Linked DNA regions of Homo sapiens: region 2 is linked to region 1. Evidence: read pairs that join two places in POLR2A ChIA-PET (ENCODE). Cell type or tissue: PC-9. All regions are shown on one strand. Links, peaks and the distances in the headings refer to the core of each region. The heading gives the core; the rest is flanking DNA. Region 1 overlaps PCSK9 (proprotein convertase subtilisin/kexin type 9). Region 2 overlaps PRKAA2 (protein kinase AMP-activated catalytic subunit alpha 2).

Region 1 (5,000 bases), core at 1-5,000:
CTATGGAAACAACGCCTTCCGCACCCCTAGCACCTGCCGTCCTCACTGTAAAGCTTCATCAGGATCGTCCACCGTGTATATTATACGCTTCAGATCATGTTGCTTATATTGTTGCTGCAATGACCATCGTTTTCACTTTGCTGGTAACCACTTGATTGCTGACAGCTACAGTCAATGAACCTGCTGATGACTTTTTTTAATGTAGTACAACAGTGACAGTTATGACAGGCTTACCTTGGAAGAGTTGTCATTTTTACTGCCAATTTTTTGGATGAAGATGTTTTTATAAACCTTTCAAAATGGTCTGCAAACAGAGCAGGAATTGCACAATTAACTCAATAATGCTGTGTGTTCTCAAGAAGCTCCCTTAGTGAGGCCGATCTTAAGATGGCCGATTCTGCCCGTTGAAGGCATCCTGGGAAAGAAAACAAGCATCCCAGCGGGCATCTCACCACGACTTCTCCTGGAGTCCTCACACGGTCACTGACAACTACAGTCAGTTTTAGGAACTAGAGTGCCGTATCATCAGACTTACCCTGTCCTGCCCCACCTTCCCTGCTAACATCGAGGTGTGTGCAGTTACCTTCTGAGCTTGGAACAAGCAGACTGGAATTTTCCTCTGCTACCTCTTGTGTATAAAATCTTGTTTATAAAATTTCAAAAGGAAGTAGATACACTAGGGAAGAACCTTAATTCTAAATTTGGTTCATGTGTGGCAAAGTTCTTAGCTTCTAAGAGTATAAAATAAATTTTTCAAAAACAGAGTTGGAGTCTTGCCGCCATTCTTCATATATCAGAACACAGCCGTAGTGGGCGGGGGAACACGAGCCTGTGCCTGGTGCTAAATGCTGTTGATTCCTCTTAGTACTTTACACTAATAAAGGGGACTGTGGGTCCTCTGAGCCTGTTGCTGTTCTTTTCTCTGGAGGGGCTGACCATTTCAGGATTCATCTGCAAAGCTTAGAGGAGGATGCTGAACTTAGGTTGATGGTCTCCATTCATCTCCACCAAAGCTTTTGGCTCTCCCAAGTGGTCCCCAGCATAGATCGTGTCGCTGGTCACACTGGGCTTCTTGCTAGATCCCACAGGTCTCAGTCTCATTCCTAGTGGCCAGCGTTGCTCACATGGGTCCCCTTCCCTATTTGCTAGTCCAGATTTTCGCCTTCCTGCAAGCCACACCCCTTCCTCCCCGATCCCTGGTGACCACCTGCTAACCCTCTGCAAGAACCAAGTTGTTCCAACATCACAGAGCTGTCAGGGTGTGGATCTCTAACCAGCTGATACTTGATTCTGTGGAGGGGAAGGAGAGAGAGTCTAGGGTTGCACCACAGGCCTAGGTTCCAACGGGCAGAGATAACACAGTTGGGTGTTCAAGCCATTGCCATCTGTCAACTCTTGAATGCTTTCCATATATGACACTGAATTGTCAGAAAATGTAATCTGGGAGGAATTTTGCCTGAGATTCCTTATGACATGGGCTGTCTAGAGAGAGAGAGAACTTGCTTAAGACAGCTATATTCACCAGCCTTAGAGTGGAGGGCCTGGAGGTCCCACATTGAATGGGATCATTATGCACTCTGTAACCCAGGCTGCAGTGCAGTGATGATGTAATTACAGCTCACTGCACCCTCAGCCTCCCAGCTCAAGCAAGCCTCCCATATCAGCCTCCTGAGTAGCCGGGACCACAGGCATGTGCTACCACACCTCGCTAATCTTTTAAATTTTTTTATAGAGACGGGGTCTCACTGTTGCCCAGGGTCTTGAATTCCTAAACACAAGCAATCCTCCTGCCTCAGCCTCCCAAAGTACTGAGATTACAGGTGTGAGCCATTGCACCCAATCTGAGACTGTTCTGAATTTTAAATCATGAAAAAAGCCATGGACTTAGCACTGGCTCATTACAGAAGCATCTGGCACTGTAACTTATTCCGTAAATACTCGGGCCAGGCTGTGTGCCAGGTACTGGGGAGAAAAGAATGAAAAGGGCATTGGGAGGTCAGGACAACAGAGCATCTAGAGTGCTGTAGGGCACCTGTCACCAAGGAGGAGGCACTTTGACTGTCAGGGTGGTCAGGGGAGCTGCAGGAAGACATTCATTTCATTCCTAGGATAGGCACAAGGAGTAAGTTCACATCACCAGTACTTGCCCAATACTTGTACTCAAGATAAAAGTACTCATCAAATACTTGGCTTACTCAACTATTCAACAAACTTACCCAGTTCCTAGTATAAGCAAGGCATCACCCTAGGCAGTCAAGTCTATGCAAGAGTTAGGACAACGTTTGTTTGTTTTTATTTTAAAAAGTCACCATATTAATAAAAATGCTACAAAACCCAGAATAAATATCTTCAAGTTACAAAAGCAAAACAGGTCTAGAAAAGTTGGCTGTAAAAAGGCAACAGAGAGGACAGACCCAAAAGATAAATGTCTGCTTGCTTGGGTGGGGCTGGTGCTCAAGGAGGGACAGTTGTTGGCCCTCTCCCCCGACCATGCCTTAGAAGCATCTCCGCCAGGCCAGTGAATCAGGCCTGGGTGATAACGGAAAAAGTTCCATGCCTGCAGGCATCGTTCTGCCATCACTCACCGAGCTTCCTGGTCTGTGTTCCCCTTCCCAGCCTCACTGTTACCCGTAAAAATGAGGAGCCCAGCCGGGTGAAGTAAGAAGAGGCTTGGCTTCAGAGCCAGCCCAATCTGCGTTTCTGGCTCAGTTCCTGCTGTGTGAGCTTGGCAGGCACGCCCCCTCTGGTTCCAGGTTTCTTCCTCTGTGAAGTAGGGGTGCGAATGTGTACCCTGCCGGGTAGTGGAGCGGGTTGGCTGAGACAGTGCATGCACCACTGCACACTGCCGAGTCAGTCCTAGGTGATGGCTCCCCGCAGGCCACCTTTGGGTGTTGCTAGCACAGCCTGGCATAGAGCAGAGTAAAGGTGGCTCAGGAAACCAAGGCACAGCCTGTGACCACCAGGGGCGCACCTGTCTCCAGCCTCTGGCTAGATGCCATCCAGAAAGCTAAGCCTCCATTAATCAGGGAGCCCCCAGGGGCTTCTCCACAGTTAGCTGGAGATGAGGGCCATCAGCACCTTTCACACTCACCCCCCAACGATGTTTGTCCCTGCAGCCCCTACCGCCCCCTCCCCTATCCATGGGAAGAATCCTGCCTCCTTGGTGGAGACCTGAGGATTGAATGCCTGGCACGGAACAAGAGCTCAATAAAAGTCATTCTGCCCACGGACATCGGCACATTGGGAGCAGCTGGCAGCACCCGAGCACAGCTCGACCTGTTTGAATGGTGAAATGCCCCACAGTGAGGGAGGGAGCTTCCTGGCACCTCCACCTGGGGAGGAGGCACCCAGAGTGAGTGAGTTCCAGGCAAGGAGGCTGCCCCACTCAAGGGCCAGGCCAGCAGCCCCGGAAAGGCGGAAGCATCCCCATCCCCTCGTGCCAGGCCATGGAGGGCTGAGAGAGGGACAAGTCGGAACCATTTTAAAGCTCAGCCCCAGCCCTTGACCCTCCCCAGACACCCATCCTGGGATGGGGCTGTCACTGGAGCTCCTGGGAGGCCTGCGCCAGGTGCCGGCTCCGGCAGCAGATGGCAACGGCTGTCACGGCCCCTTCGCTGGTGCTGCCTGTAGTGCTGACGTCCCGGCTCCTGACTACACACGTGTTGTCTACGGCGTAGGCCCCCAGGACGTGGGAGGTCCCAGGGAGGGCACTGCAGCCAGTCAGGGTCCAGCCCTCCTCGCAGGCCACGGTCACCTGCCAGAGCCCGAGGAAAAGAAAGCACATGTCTAGCGTGGCCCGGGACCCCCACCCACACTTCATTTCTCCCTCCGACATCCTTCTGTGAGGCCAAAGTGCAGACGGCCCTCGCTGGCTCAGAGCCCATTTGGGACACAACCGTGTATCTCCCACCCCGCACCTCCCACCCAGGCGGTTCTGCACCATGGCTGACCAAACACGTGAGCTCCTGCTTCATGCCTGGTTTGAGGGCCGTGGAGATAGACAGATGCCTACCATGCCAGTGCCAAACTCATCCCTCTGAAACTGATGGCCCCATAGCCTGCCCCATCCCACTTAATGGCAACTCCATCTGTCCAGGGGCCCGAGCCTTGGTGCCATCCTCCCCCTCTCCCACCCACATCCACCCACCAGGCCTGCAGGCTCCCTTCAGACTCCAGCCTGAGCCCCGCCCCAACGCCTGGACCCTCCACCGCCTCCCTCCAGTCTCCCTGCTTCTGCCCAAGGTCCTTGTCATCTCTTCTCAGCTCAGCAGCTAGGCCACAGTGAGAGGTTCAGATCCAGGCCAGACCACACTCCTCTGAGGCCAGACCCCTGCATGGCCCCAGCTCACTGCTGACTGTGACCCTCAGGTCTCACCTGACTTGGCCCTGTCCCCTCTGAGGCACCCCCCATCTCATAACTATTCCCACCTCTCTGGTTTCCTGGTACTCCCTGCACATCCCCACCTGGGGGCCTTTGCTTTGCCTGGAACATGTTCTCTGCCTCATGGCCTGTTTCGTCCACCTTGTCAGCGAGACCTCTCCTGACCTCTCTCCCACCCCATTCCCTTCCTTGCTATAGTTTTCTCCATCGCATCTTTTCAGTACTCTATATTAATGGTTTGTTTTCTGTCTTCCTCCACTAAAATAGATGCTCCAGGAGGGAGAACAGCATGTCTCTTGGGCCTGTATCCCTCCCCAGTGCCAGGAAGAGCACCTGGAACCTAGCAGCCCTCAGTGTACCCAGGGCAAGTGGATCCAAGACCAAGACTGTCTTTTGCTCTCGAGGAATGCACCATCCAGACCAGAATCAACACAGACTTGCATTTTAAAACTGACTCTGAGTTCATTTAAGAGTGGACTCCTTAGGGCTGCCTTTTGAGGAGCTCCTACTGGCTTTTAAGGAGAGTTATACACTCAGGTTTCTAGAAGGCCCGGCTGTCACATTCCAGGGCTTGGCACATGCCTTGCTAATCTCGGCAGGGCCTTTTCTTGCCTTGCTG
Region 2 (9,761 bases), core at 2,392-7,391, 1.6 Mb before region 1:
AATATTAGACCAGAAACAACATCTGAACTAAAAAGAAAAATATTTAAAAAATTCAAAAAATTCATGGAAATGCATATTATGAAAAAACTATGCATGGATATCAAAAAACTTTTGTACCAAAATAAACTATTACATGTCTGAACAGGATCTAGTTTGAGGCACTAAGAAGGATAAGCAACAGTTTAAAAAGAGTCCCTATTAAAGCAACATGAATTCTGCTAATGTTAAAGCAAAAACAAACATCAAATTTATATCGAAGCATTAATGGAAGTATGGTGAAATCATTGAGGCCTTATGAAAAGTTTATGGGAACAATGACTCAAAGAAATCAGCAGTTTACAAATAGGTAATTTGTTTTAAGAAGGGACAAGAAGAGTTTTTTGTTTTGTGTTGAGGCAGGGTCTCACTCTGTTGCCCAGGCTGGAAGGCAGTGATGCAATCACTGCTCCCTGCAACCCTGACCTTCTGTGTCAAGTGATTCTCCCACCTCAGCCTCCAGAGAAACTGTAACCATAGGCGTGCACCACTATGCTCAGCTAATTTTTTATTTTTTGTAGAGACAGGGTCTTGCTATGTTGCCAAAGCTGGTCTCAAACTCCTGGGCTCAAGCGATCTTCCTACCTCTGCCTCTTAAAGTGCTGGGATTATAGGGGTTAGCCACCATGCTTGGCTGACAAGATGATTTTGAAGATGAAGCCCATAGCAGCAGACCACCCTCACAGATTTGTAAGAAAAAAAATTAAATATTGTTCATGCCTTAATTGAAAAGGACAGGCAGAAATGACAGCCGACATCATAGGCATGTCAATCGATTTAGTTTGACACAACTCTGCCTAAAAAGTTAAAGTTGAGCAAACATTCCACTCAATGGGTGTCAAAACTGTTGCACTCAGATCAGCTGCAGACAAGAGCAGAGCTCTCAATGGAAATTTTAAATAGGTAGCTTCAATATCCTGAAGCATTTCTTCGAAGAGTTGTAATAGGAAATGAAACATGGCTTTTCCAATATGATCCTGAAGACAAAGCACAGTCCTGACAATGGCTACCAAGAGGTGGAAGTGGTCCAGTTAAAGTACAGTGGACTGGTGAAGAGCAAAGGTGGGCTAGGCGCAGTGGCTCACACCTGTGAATCCCAACACTTTGGGAAACAGGGGCGAGAGGATCGCTTGAGCCCAGGAGGACGAGACCAGCCTGGCAACATAGCAAGACCCCGTCTCTTCAAAAATATTGTTTAAAATGACCCAAGTGTGGTGGCACAGGCCTACAGTCTCAGCTACTCAGGGGGCTGAAACAAGAGGATCACTTGAGTTCCAGGCTGCAGTGAGCTATGATTGCGCCACTGCCCTCCAGCCTCAGTGACACAAAGACCTTGTCTCTTAAAAAACAACAAACAAACAAAAAACAACAAACAAACAAAAAACAGAGCAGAGTTCATGGCAACAGTTTTTTGGGATCTTCAGGCATTTTGTTTATTGACTCTCTGGAGGGCCAAGGAACAACAACATCTGATTATTAGAGTGTTTTGGGAAAGTTAGCCAAAACCTTAGCAGAAAAACTCCCATGGAAAGCTTCACCAAAGAGTCCTTCTCCACCATGACAATGCTCCTGCTCATTCCTCTCATCAAACAAGGGCAATTTGCATGAATTTTCAAGGAAAATCATTAGGCATCCAACTTACAGTTCTGATGTGGCTCCTTCTGACTTTGTTTCCTAATATTAAAAAAAAACACACACACACCTTTAAAACAAACCTATTTTCTTTTAGTTACTCATGTAAAAAAGACTGCACTGACATGGTTAAACTCTGAGGACTGTAAATTCTTTAGGAATGGACTAAATGGCTGCTATCATTGCTTACAAAAGTATCTTGACCTTGATGGCATTTATGCTAAAAAATAAAGTTGGCCGGGCATGGTGGCTCATGCCTGCAATCAATCCTAGCACTTTGGGAGGCCAAGGCAGGAGGATCACATGAGCTCAGGAGTTTGAGACGAGCCTAGGCAACATAGTGAGACCTCGTCTGTATTTAATTTTTTTTTTAAATCATCTCTATTTAATTAAAAAATTGAAATTAAAATTAAAAATTAAAAATGTTTATATTTTTTATTTTTATCTTTTAATTCCATTTTTCCATGAATTTTTGAAGTGCTGTCATATGTTTTTCTCAAAGATATATAGTCCCAAATATAATCTGATGTTTCCTTTTTAATCAAAAGTTAAACTGCAGAAAAAAAGAGATTCTTCCTAAATTCAAGTTCTTATAAATCTTTCATCTTAAGAAGACACTTTCATCTTAAGAAGGCACTTTCTAAATTATTTTGAACGACAAATGACTATATGTAAGACACACTTGCCTAACAAATGTATCAATCTTTACTACATGGGAGAAAACTTCTGATGGAATCAGTAACAACAAAAAAGATACTTATCAAGGATATAGTAATATGATAATTATCCCTGAAGAATGATTTCACACATACAAATGTAGAATATCATTTTAAAGTCTTTTAAAGATTACTTTAAAAATTAGTATACTAAATAGTTACAACATAGTGAAGATTATAACTCAAAAAGACAAGTGAAAAAAAAACACCTGTGGTTGTAACATTGTATTAGCAGGTACCTGTTACAGTATTGTGTATGGATTCAAAAGTATTGCATCTCAAACAACTTAAATAACAATAAATATGGTATTCTAGAAAGCCATGGTAGATACCTGAAAAAATACTCCCAGTAATGACAAGAATCTGAAATGTGACAGTAGAAAAAAATATATTTCTAAAATAATATTTATATATATGGTTTTAAATTCACGTTTTTCTAAAATAATAAAAATAGAAAAAAGACAAGTACAGGAATGTGTAAAATAGCATTAATCATAACAACCAAGATGTAAAAACTACCAAATTTCCATCAGTAATAGAATGGACAAATAATAGTATAGTCTTAATGCAATACTATATAGCAATGAGAATGAATTACAACTACATGCAATGACATGGATAGATCTCATAAACATAATCCCATGTAAAGAAGCCAGATACAGTAGAATTCTGTCTCTATAAAGTTCAAAAACAGGTGAAACTATCCATGGATAGTGGTTCCCATTGGTGGGGTGGAGGTTGGAAACAAGGGGATATGGGACACAAGGGGACTTCTGGGATACTGGTCATTTTCCATGTCTTTATCAAAGTGGTGGTTACGTGGATGTGTTCAGTTTGTGAAAATTTATTGAGAATTTACGTAAAAGATGCCAGTATACTCTTGTATATGGAGTACAATAAAAACGTTAAGAACATTTGGAGGACACTATATACCTAAGCTGTGACGAGCCAAGAGATCACACATGTATCAGCCAGTTGGGCCTCATGGGGTGGTCAGCAACCTTAACTCATTCATGTCAAAAGCCGTAACTCTGGTGATCAGCAGCGTTATGTAATGCACATATGTTCCGACCCCTACCATCCCCAGACTCCTGCCAAAACAACACAACGCTCCTTTCACCTCTGCCCGTGGTGAAACAAAACAATCTCATTGCTCTTCTCCAAATTTCCTTTCCCTGAAAATCCTTTAAAGTTCTCTAAAGGATGGTTCTCACAAGGAAGCAAGAGACTTCCTTTCCTTTTTATCTACAACTTATTAAATAAGTACCATATTTATTAAATAGTACTTTATGTACATATTTAATTCCCAAAACTCCCACAAGGTAAATATTATTATGCCCTATTTACAAGTGAGCAAACTGGAAATTAGAAATTGGTGAGTGACAGGATGGTGTATCTGCCTCTAACGCCCAAGCTCAAAATTCACATAATTTTACCCTTCAATAATCAGGTTTCCTTGATTACAACGTATCAAGGGTGCTCACTTGCATGCTTAAGAGGATAAGCATTATCTCTAGCATTAGATTTGAGAAATGAGGTCACAGTGAAGGGATAGAGTCTAGTAGTGATAGGCTAAGGAGGGAGGGACAATGCATGAAAATAATCAAGTATGGAGAATTGCTGTGTTCAGTTAGAGAGTAAGGCTGGGGTAGGGCTGTGGCCTTTGTATGGATCAGATATACTAAGGTTAGTCATCAAGAAGTGCTGAAAAATCAAGAAAATAACACATGAACTGAAAGTCTTAAGAGTCTCTAAATCCCCTAATAAAATATGTAAAATGAACTTAAATGTTATTAAGAGAATGAACTTGTACATCCTTGAAGTCTTTCATTCATTTGCTCATTCATTCATTTAACAAATATGTTCTGAGTGTCTGATGTGTACTAGGCATTGCCTTGAATTGTGAAAATAAATGGAACTTGCCTTCTGGTGGAGAACATAAATAATAAACAAATATATAACATTATAGTTGTGCTTGGTGTGTTAGAAGACAAAAAATAAGGAAATTTTCTAATAGAAGAAACAGTGATGTAATGATGATACATGAAGAAAGCAGAGTGACAAGGTGACAGGAAAATGGGCTATTTTACATAGATCAGTAAAGACTTATGAAAATAATTTATTTTAGTAAAGACTTGCTCTACACCTAACTTCTTTAATTATGTGATATGCTGTATTCTGCTTTATTTATTTATTTAGAGACAGGGTCTCTCTTTGTCACACAAGCTGGAGTGCAGTAGGACGCTCACAGCTCACTGCAGCCTCAACCTCCCAGGCCTAAGCGATCCTCCCGCCTCAGTTCCCCAAGTCGCTGGGACTATAGGCACGTGCCACCATGGCTGGCTAATTTTTATGTTTCTTGTTGAGATGGGGTTTCGCCATTTTGTCCAGGCTGGTTCAAGGAATCCACCCGCCTCAGCCTCCCAAAGTGCTGGGATTACAGGAGTGAGATATGACACCTCTGCTTTATTTTTAAAATAAGTGTTTATACTGGCTTTAGATTGTAACTTTAAAATATTTCTTTAAAACGTTAATTTGTGCAGCAGCAATAAAAAGAAAAATAAATAAATAAAATATTTAATACCTTTTTTTTTCCTTTTTTTTTTTTTGAGACAGAGTCTTGTTCTGTCACCCAGGCTAGAGTGCGGTGGCATGATCTCAGCTCACTGAAACCTCTGCTTCCCAGATTCAAGCGATTCTCCTGCCTCAGCCTCTGAAGTAGCTGGGATTACAGACATGCACCACCATGCCCAGCTCATTTTTTGTATTTTTAGTAGAGACAGGGTTTTGCCATCTTGGCCGGCTGGTTTTGAATGCCTGGCCTCTCATGTGATTCACCTGCCTCGGCCTCCCTAAGTGCTAGGATTACAGGCATGAGCCACCGTGCCCAGCCAATAAAATACTTCTTTAAAATTTAAGTTAATCTAGGATTCCGCAGGAAAATCAACTTTATTTTTACATCATCATTTAAGATTAAAAAATAGAGTCAGGAATACAGTTTACAGCCAAGCATGGTGGTTCATGCCTGTAATCCAAGCACTTTGGGAGGCCCAGGCGAGAGGATCGCTTGAAGCCAGGAGTTTCAGACCAGCCCTGGCAACATAGGAAGACCCCATCTCTACAAAAAAAAAAAAAAATTAAAAATTAGCCGGGCATGGTGGCACTCGCCTGTAGTCCCAGCCACTCAGGAAGAGAAGGCAGGAGTTGGTGTGATGGAGCATACCTGGAGTCCCAGCTACTGCAGAGGCTGAGGTACAAGAATTGCTTGAGCCCGGGAGACAGAGGTTGCAGTGAGCCAAGATCATGCCATTGCACTCCAGCCTGGGGGACAGAGGAACACTCTGCCTCCAAAAAAGAAAAAAAAAAGAAGGCAGGAGGATCACGGAGGATCACTTGAGCCCAGGAGTTCGAGATTACAGTGAGCTATGATTGTGCCACTATACTCCAGCCTGGGCAACAGAGTGAGACCCAGACTCAAAACAAAACAAACAAACAAACAAAAAATGGCGGGGGGGGGGAAGAAAAAAAAAAACAACAACATTTACCATTATAAATTCTTCAACACTGTTGGAGAATGTATTAGCATTCAGTAGACTCTTTAACACCGTTGGAGAATGTATTAGCATTCAGTAGACTCTGCCAGCAACACTTATCCCAAAGCGTCATAAACCATGCCCTCTCTTAATGTCTTTCCAACTCTGGTCCTTATGTGTCTATTTTCTTTTTGTCTCTCTTATTCCACATGCTTCATCTCCTTCTTACTCGTCCTCCTTTATTTTCCTGTCTTCAAACAACTCCCCTTCCATTCTCATTAACCACCTCTGAATGTTTTCTTGTTGACTACATAATTTTACATTCCATAAAATTTCTTTTTAAAGTAGAGTTGTGGAATGATCTAGAATTCTCTCCAAAACAAAATAAGAAACATGATCTGTGTTTTTTTCTCTAGAGTCCTCAGGTTTCATTTTAATGGCTACCCCAGATATTACAACATGCATCCTTAACTTCAGTCTAATAAAAATTTGTGTTTTTACATTTCCCAAACAAAGCAAGGACTTTAGAACACTATAACTCTACTTTTTCTCATATCTTTTCTGTTCTTGCATTTCATTCCTACATATATTCTCAGTCTCGCAAGATATTATTTTGTATAGTCAGTATCTATTTAGTTACCCACATACTTAGACTTCCCAACGCTCTTCATTTCTTTTTGCATTTCTTCCTTCCACCTGGGGTCACTTTCTTTCCTCCTGAAAAATTGCCTTTGGTGTTCCCTTTGTTATATGTCTTCTGTTGACAAATTGTCTCAATTTGTGTTTGCATAAAAATGCATTTTGCCTTCCTTCCTTCTTTCATTCATTTATTTATTTTGAGACGGAGTCTTGCTCTGTCACCCAGGCTGGAGTTTTATTTATTTATTTATTTATTTTGAGATGGAGTCTTGCTCTGTCACCCAGGCTGGAGTGCAGTGGCACGATCTCGGCTCACTGCAACCTCTGCCTCCCCGGTTCAAGCAATTCTCCTGCCTCAGCCTCCCGAGTAGCTGGGATTACAGATGTGTGCTACCACATCTGGCCAATTTTTGTATTTTCAGTAAAGATGGGGTTTCACCATGTTGGCCAGGCTGGTCTCAAACTCCTGACCTCAGGTGATCCCCGCCTTGGCCTCCCAAAGTGCTGGGATTACAGGCATGAGCCACCACGCCCAGCTTACCTTTATTTTTGAAGAACATTTTTGCTGGGCATAAAATTATAAGCTGGCAGTTTGTTTCTTTTACCTCTTCGAAGGTAAAAAAAAATTCCATTCCATTTTTTCCTTGTTTTCACTGTTTTAGTTGGGGAGTCAACTTATTACTGTCCCTTTGAAGATAATACACTTCTTTTTTTTACCCCACCCCCTGGCTGCTTTTAAGATATTCTCAACATTTTTTTCCCATTTCTGCAAGGATAAATACAGTCTACACCAGCATAAGGGAGGCTCAAGAAAAGGGAATTGGTTTAGACCAGTTGCACAATGATATCTCTAGGAATGGTTTTCTTACATTTATTCTGCTGGGGGCTTCTGAATCTGTGGCTTGAGGCATTTAATCAGTTTTAGAATACTTTCTGCCATTATCTCTTCAAATGCTGCCTCTGCCCCATTCCCTTTGTCCTCTTCTTCTGGAATTATGTATTACCTGCTGTGTATGACCATCAGTGGTCTTGGATTCAAGATGACATTCATACCTCAGGATACAAAAGGTGGTAATGTTACATCAGTTTTACTTAGCTTTTTATGAGAACTTAGGACAGAAACACAGAACGTCAGGATGGCATAACCAAAAACATCTTCATCAGAAGTCCTTAAAATATTCAGCTGCTACTTCCATGCCTCCTCATCACACAGGGGTACATGAAGTTGGGAAGCCCGTATCAGTGGATACAGTACACTCCAGCATATACAAGCCTCAAACAAGAAATACTTCATAAAATAAGCCCATTCTTGCAACTTCTAAGCCTCCCATCAGGAAGTGCTTGAGTTTGAAGAGACACCTTAAAGGGAAACTGGACGTCTGTTTCCCTATAAGTTTTATGCTGGTAGAAATGGTGAATAATGTAGTCTCTTGGGAGTATAACATGTCCATTTGTAGTCCTCCCAGTCCAAATGCAGTTAACCAATCACAGGTCATTTTTACAATAAATACTGTTGTTGGCAATAGAACTGATAAATCACATTTATCTTAGTCTATGTCCAGAGAAACTCTATTAAAAGAAGGTAAACCTGGGGTTACCATTTTACAGAAAAGAAAAATGGAGGTTTGCAATTAACTTTTTCTATATAGCTTCCAATAATACATGTATTAGACTTTTCACTGTGTTCTCATATGTGTCTTATACTTTCTTTTCATCCTTTTGTCTATCTTTCAGTCTGGGTATTTTCTTCTGACCCATCATCTAATTCACTAATCCTCTCTTCAATGGAATCTAATCTGCTATTAATCATCTAAAAGATAATTCAATTATTGTATTTTTTCAGTCCTAGAATTTCCTTTATTTTTATAGATTCCAGTCCTCTGCTAATATTCTCCACTTTAAACAAAAGTATCAGTTATTTAAAATTCTGTGTTTGATATCTTTACTATCTGCATCCCCTACAAACCTGTTTCTATTATCTTCACCCTGTCTCTTAGAATGCTGAACATTGTGTATGAAAATCTGTAGAGGCTCTGACAGTTTTATCTTCCCCCAGAGAAGAAAGGTAAGAGGCAGATCAATCTGAGATTAAGCTTATTCTAAGCAGGATATCCGTCTTCAGAGGGTTGCAGCCAAAAACCCAACTGTTTATCAGACTCTCCTTGATAAACTGCGAACTCCAACTGTTGCCTCACAAGACTCAAACTCTTCCTAGTTCTTCTGCCTTTTAGCCACTTCACATAGTCTGGATATTTGTCCTATCCAAATCTCACACTGAAATTTAATCTCCAATGTTGGAGATGGGGCCTAATGGGAGGTGTTTGGGTCATAGGAGAAGATCCCTCATGAGCAGATGAACACTGGTAAAAAACATTTTGCTTAAAATCCCGTATGACTAAACACAGCAAATACTTTATATTGATTGTATTATTCCATTAATTAAGACTGGAAAAACTGGAATCAATTATGGAACACCATATAGTTCCAACTTATACTCAAACACATTAAAAAAAAAAAAAAGCTGGGCATGGTGGCTCATGTCTATAATCTCAGCATTCTGGGAGGCCAATATAGGTGGATCACTTGAGCCCAGGAGTTTGAGACTACCTGAACAATACAGTGAGACCCTGTCTCTACAAAAAAAAAAAAAAAATATATATATATAGATATATAAATACATACATTGTGAGAAACAGTAAAATGATTTTTTTAAAAAGAAAATGAAAATAACTTATACTTATCATATTGCCCAAGTAAAACAAGCATTTAGAAAAAAAAAAGTATGGTATATTTAAAAATGTTAGATCTATTGTTTTATGACAGTCAGTTTAACTTACCTTATAATTCATTTATAATTTAGAAACTGAGATGTTGAATAAGAACACACTGTTCTTGTTTTAATAGTATATATAATCTGAAGAAAAATGATTCTGAAAAAACAAAGTATATTAATAACATACTAACATTCAGAGTAAGAGACATATAGCAAGATTTTATAAATTATCTTTAATCATATAAAAGGCTGTTTAAAAAGATCTAATGGCAGATTAAAAAGAGAATTATGAATATTTTAAAAACAAAGGTACCACCCAAAGAAATACATAAAATTTATCAGAGGCAAACACTGCCAAACATAAGACACCACTTAAGCAAGAATACTGTTCCCTTGAAGGGGTGAAGAAGGCTTCTATTATTAGCAGAGATA

Evidence for each region. Peaks named below come from ENCODE experiments on the same cell type or tissue, not always from the same donor. Only the 100,000 strongest peaks of a DNase experiment are listed, where the experiment ranks them.
Region 2: POLR2A ChIA-PET joins it to region 1 with 8 read pairs; 2 of 35 experiments call an interaction of 5 or more read pairs at or near these places.

Annotation. Positions count from the first base shown.
Region 1 is chr1:55,062,123-55,067,122 of GRCh38, reverse strand. PCSK9 (proprotein convertase subtilisin/kexin type 9) reads right to left here. Exons shown (of 12, transcript NM_174936.4): 12 at 2,271-3,754. The coding sequence ends at 3,539. USP24 (ubiquitin specific peptidase 24) reads left to right here. Exons shown (of 68, transcript NM_015306.3): 68 at 1-764. Among named protein-coding and RNA genes, the nearest start is that of PCSK9, 25 kb to the right of the region's middle. In PC-9, for the core only: no CTCF peak of the experiment used is centred there; a DNase peak (open chromatin) is centred at 2,072; H3K27ac peaks cover 502 bases.
Region 2 is chr1:56,654,729-56,664,489 of GRCh38, reverse strand. The region is part of intron 1 of PRKAA2 (protein kinase AMP-activated catalytic subunit alpha 2); the gene reads right to left. Among named protein-coding and RNA genes, the nearest start is that of PRKAA2, 14 kb to the right of the region's middle. In PC-9, for the core only: no CTCF peak of the experiment used is centred there; no DNase peak of the experiment used is centred there.